Regions from separate parts of the Homo sapiens genome. Here region 1 is linked to region 2. A link is a loop called in an ENCODE intact Hi-C map of the cell type or tissue named here. Cell type or tissue: PC-3. All regions are shown on one strand.

Region 1 (2,500 bases), 43 kb before region 2:
AGCCAGGTGTGGTGGCACATGCCTGTAGCCCCAGCTACTTGGGATCGCATGAGCCTGGGAGTTTGAGGCAGCAGTGAGCCATGATCACTCCAGCCTGGGCAACAGAGTGAGACTCTCTCAGAAAAATTAACTTTACTTAATTACTTTTATTATTGTTATAATTGTTCCATTTTATTGTTGTTGTTGTTGTTGTAAACCAAATTGTAAAACCATTTTATATTTGTTGCAAACCAAAAAGTATCTGAGACAGGTCTCAATTTATTTAGAAGTTTATTTTACCAAGGTTAAGGGCATGCACCCAGGCCCAAGGTCTGTGCCTTTCTCCTAAGATGATTTTGAGGGCTTCAGTATTTAAAGGGGGAGAAATTTTAGGAAGGCGTGGTAGATAGGAGGCAAATGGTTACATTCTTTTGAGTCTTTGATCAGCTATTCACATGTGGCGGGCAAGGGTGGGGGGCAGCGGAGGAATAGTCCCTTATGCATTCATCTAGCTCAGTGAATCTGCATTTTTACATAAGACAAAATATACTTACCGGGCAGAGGAAGTGATGAGATTATGCATTTGTCTCAGGTAAGCAGAGGAATGACTTTAAGTTCTGTCCTTTGTCCTATACCTGTGAAGATAAGCTGTCAATTTACGTTGTCAGGGTGAAATTCAGCAGAGTGGTTGTAGGGTAAGGATGTTGAGGTCCACAAGGAATTTCCTATTGGGCAGATTGTGAGGGAGGTAGGTTTGCATGATGCCGTTCCTACCTTGACTTTTCTCTTTGACTTAGTGGGTTTGGGGTCCCCAAGTTTATTTTCCTTTTACATTGTTATTCATCTTTTACTGTGCCTAATTTATAATTTAAACTTTACCATAGGTATGTGTGTATAGGAAAAAGCAATGTATTTAGATCTGGTACTACCTGCAGTTTCAGGCACCCACTGGGGAATTTCAGAACGTATCCCTTGAAGATAAGGGAGGACTGCTGTATGATTCATAGCACAGTTTCAGATTAATCATGTCCGATGCAGTCAGATGCTTGATGGTTATATGGGGCCTGGTTTGTGGGCAAATGACTAGTGGGGTTTTTTTTTTTTTTTTTTTTTTGCCCATTTAGGATTCAAGATGGGTTTTAACCTTTTAAGTTACAATTAAGCACTTTGTGTCGTACAGTATGTATACAATAATGCTTTGAAATGGCTAGTCATGAATGTATTAATGGTTTGTCTTGCACTGAAACCTGAAATGTAGATGAAAAAGTTGATAAACATAAGGCAATCAGTACTGATTGTCATTGTCATCTACCCCAGTACATTCTAAGTGTGGTAGATACAGTAATTCTTATATGTTGCTATTAACGTCATTTCTGATTTTTGATTAGAAAAATATTTAGGTTAATGGCTTTCTTGTTGGTTTCAAATTTATAGTAAAAGCTATACCTTTATGTCTTGAATCTGCTTGCCAGTCTTTGCTTTGATAGGTGGTTTTTGCTTAGGCTACGATAAATTGTTTCATCTTTTCTAAAGAGGGATGAGGAAGTATTTACTTTGTGAAATTGGAAAACCGTGTGGTTGGTGTGGAAAATAAGCATGTTATTAATAAACAGCTAGTCTTGTGCTCCATACTCTTGGATGTAAGGTAGAAATAACCTTGCCTCTATTGCTGAGATTTAAAAAAATAAAAAGCTAGGCTACTACCCGTGCCTTCCTCGTCCACAACACAGGCACAGGGTGGCAGGTAGTGATGAGAAACAGGCTGCCAAGATGGTCCCTGGATGACTAGGAGGTGTGTGATGTGCGTCCAGTTGTCTGGATGGGGCAACTGGAATCCTTCATTGTGTGGTTCATGCTTGTGTGTGTGTGTGAATGCGAGAGTGGGAGGAAGTTCAATGTTTTGGCTTTGGTGTGGGATTAATTTTCTCTTCGATTGTTAATTTGGCATACCTGACTTTTTCATTCTGGTTTAAAGTATTAGAAATCTTAAGATTTGTGTGAATTAGAAGATTGGGATTTATTTGAATTTCATTTGGCACTAGGGAAAATTCACTTTAGGTAAGAGCTACTTTTTGGGTTGGCTTTATGTTCAAAGCAGTTTTTTCCTTAAGAGTTTCATTTTATTATGGAAATTTTCTTTTTTCTTTTTTTATTTTTTTGAGATGGAGTTTTGCTCTGTCCCCCAGGCCGGAGTGTGGTGCCACCGTCTCGGCTCACTGCAACCTCCACTTTCCAGGTTCAAGCAATTCTCCCACCTCAGCCTCCCGAGTATCTGGGATTACAGGTGCGTGCCACCATGCCCGGCTAATTTTTGTAGTTTTTACTAGAGATGGGGTTTCGCCATGTTGGCCAGGCTGGTCTTGAACTCCTGACTTCAGGTAATCTGCCTGCCTCTGCCTCTCGAGTAGCTGGGATTATAGGCATGAGCCACCGCGCCCGGCTGGAAATTTCCAAACATATAAAAGTAAACTTAATAGTACAGTATAATGGACCCCATGAACAAAAGTAATTTTTCTAACCT
Region 2 (2,500 bases):
GGCCTGGTCCCGAGGTTAGCCAAGCGGTTAGATGAATCCACCCCCAGACACCCACAAAGTTTAGATTTGTAAATGTTCCACCCCTGTAACACATCCCCCTTTCACAATGACAAAGGCAATTTGAGGGAATTAGAGTGACTGGTTAAGAAACTATGTTTTACAATCTCACTGTTTCTTGAAAATAGATGGCATAGCAGTGGAGTTTGCAAGTAGAATATAGGGATTACATTTTGACGTGTTTGTGAGCTTCTAGTTTTGTATCATAGAGAGACTTCAGGAAAATGCAAGTGGAGATCACTTTCCAAAGAAGACAAGATTGGCAGGTTAATCTGAACACTCATTTGTTAAGAGCATGTTTTAATTGACCTTGGACTGTGCTCTTTCCCTATTGCTTTGGACTTTTGGGCTGGGATGGGTGGATAGTGAGGACTGCAAATAGTCTTTCGTTACTCCTTTTTCTTTCCAAATCTCCCAAGGGTAAGTGATTGGAGCCTCAGTCTACCACTTTGAAAAGGTTGCCAAGACCAGACCGTGGCTTCAGACCATGGCTTCAGTGCTTCTAGCAGTCAGAGAGTCAGTGGTTTCTTTTCTCTATGAAGAACCATGAACTAATTCTGAGAAGGTGAACTTAAAGAGAGCAGAAACCTTTAAAAAAAAAAAGTTTTAACTAATTCATAAAGGTCTTTCTTCTGATGATCAGAGTGCTAGAATACAGATTGGGTATTTGGAGAAGAGATGGAATATATTTTTTTTTAAGTTGATGCTTTTTCTAGAACTGTTGGATATTGACAGAAATTCCTCTAAGCTCTACTAGCTACCCAAAAGATGTTGGTGTCCTGAAAGGTATGGAAAATAGAGTTATGGTCATGTAGGGTTTTAAAAGAACTAAAAGAGGCTTTAAAAGTCCAAAAAGAAAAAAAAATCCATAGCTATGTGGTATGTTTTTTTAAATGATTGCTTCTGAATCCACCTCTTTTTCCCCTTTTTGCTTTCTGCAGTGAACACCTACCTCTTCATGATGCAAGCCCAAGGCATTCTGATCCGGGACAACGTGAGAACAATCGGTGCTCAGGTTTATGAGCAGGTGCTTCGGAGTGCTTATGCCAAGAGGAACAGCAGTGTAAATGACTCAGGTATATTTTTAGTAAAGAGGTGGTCTGATTAGAATGTCTCCTCCCAAGAGAGGTAAATTCGGTTGCAATAATTATTTTCAATGGGAAAAGCGCATTGTAAAAGAGGGATTTGGCTGAGTTTTACTTTACTGCTAAAAAAGCTCTTGCCAAATGAATCCTCGTTCATTTTTGTTAACAATATGACTCAGTCTGTTTGTGTTGCTATAAAAGAGTACTTGAGGTTGGATAATTTACAAAGAAAAAGGATTTATTTGGCTTATGGTTCTGCAAACTATTCAAGAAGTGTGATGCCAGCGTCTGCTTCTGGTGAGGGCCTCAGGCTGCTTCCACTCTTGGTGGAAGGGGAAGGGGAAGCCTGTGTGTATGGTGAGAGGAAGCAATGTGGCAGGTGAGAGGAGGGCAGGGCCAGGCTCTTCTTAACAACCAGCTCTTGTGGGAGCTAATAGAGGAGAACCTACCGCAACAGCAGCAAGCCATTTGTGAGGGATCTGCCCCTGTGAACCAAACACCTGCTGTAGGCCCCACCTCCATCATTGGGGATTACATTTCAGCATGAGGTGTGCAGGGGACAGACATTTAAACTATAGCATAATACATTAAGAGTGACTGGATGACTACTTCTTTTTTTTTTTTTTTTTTGAGACGGAGTTTTGCTCCTGTCATCCAGGCTGGCATGCAACGGGTGATTTCGGCTCACTGCAACCTCCACTTCCCCAGTTCAAGTGATACTCGTGCCTCAGCCTCCTGAGTAGCTGGGATTACAGGAGCATGCCACCATGCCTGGCTAATTTTTGTATTTTTAGTAGAGATGGGGTTTCACCATGTTGGCCATGTTGGTCTTGAACTCCTGACCTCAAGTGATCTGCCTGCCTCGGCCTCCCAAAGTGCTGGGACTACAGGCATAAGCCACTGTGCCAGGGCTCTTTCTTTTCAACTCTTTCAAAAACTGAATACAGGAAGGAAGTAATACTTCCACATGATTAAGTGGGACTCTCTTGAGGCCTCTCTAGTCCAGCCAGGGATGGTTTTTATTTAAAAAATAGATTCTGAGATTTCATCTTACTAAGGATTCATGATTCGCCTCATTTCTGTAACTGAGGACTAATGTGCTTTCTGGGTTTGTTTGGGTTTTTTTGAGATGGAGTTTTGCTCTTGTCACCCAGGCTGGAGTGCAGTGGTGTTAATCTCGGCTCACTGTAACCTCCACCTCCCGGGTTCAACTGATTCTCCTGCCTCAGCCTCCCGAGTAGCTGGGGTTACAGGTGTGCGCCACCATACCTGGCTAACTTTTGTATTTTTAGTAGAGACGGGGTTTCGCCATGTTGGCCGGGCTGGTCTCAAACTCCTGACCTCAGGTGATCCGCCTG

The links. Peaks named below come from ENCODE experiments on the same cell type or tissue, not always from the same donor. Only the 100,000 strongest peaks of a DNase experiment are listed, where the experiment ranks them.
Region 1: it touches region 2 in a loop (1.8-fold over the local background); 16 of 110 quality-filtered maps call a loop at or near these places.

The regions. Positions count from the first base shown.
Region 1 is chr20:49,697,961-49,700,460 of GRCh38, reverse strand. The region is part of intron 1 of B4GALT5 (beta-1,4-galactosyltransferase 5); the gene reads left to right. Among named protein-coding and RNA genes, the nearest start is that of B4GALT5, 15 kb to the left of the region's middle. In PC-3, no CTCF peak of the experiment used is centred here; a DNase peak (open chromatin) is centred at 990; H3K27ac peaks cover 1,877 bases.
Region 2 is chr20:49,655,201-49,657,700 of GRCh38, reverse strand. It overlaps B4GALT5 (beta-1,4-galactosyltransferase 5), which reads left to right. Exons shown (of 9, transcript NM_004776.4): 2 at 999-1,133. Among named protein-coding and RNA genes, the nearest start is that of B4GALT5, 57 kb to the left of the region's middle. In PC-3, no CTCF peak of the experiment used is centred here; a DNase peak (open chromatin) is centred at 1,230; H3K4me3 peaks cover 563 bases; H3K27ac peaks cover 1,458 bases.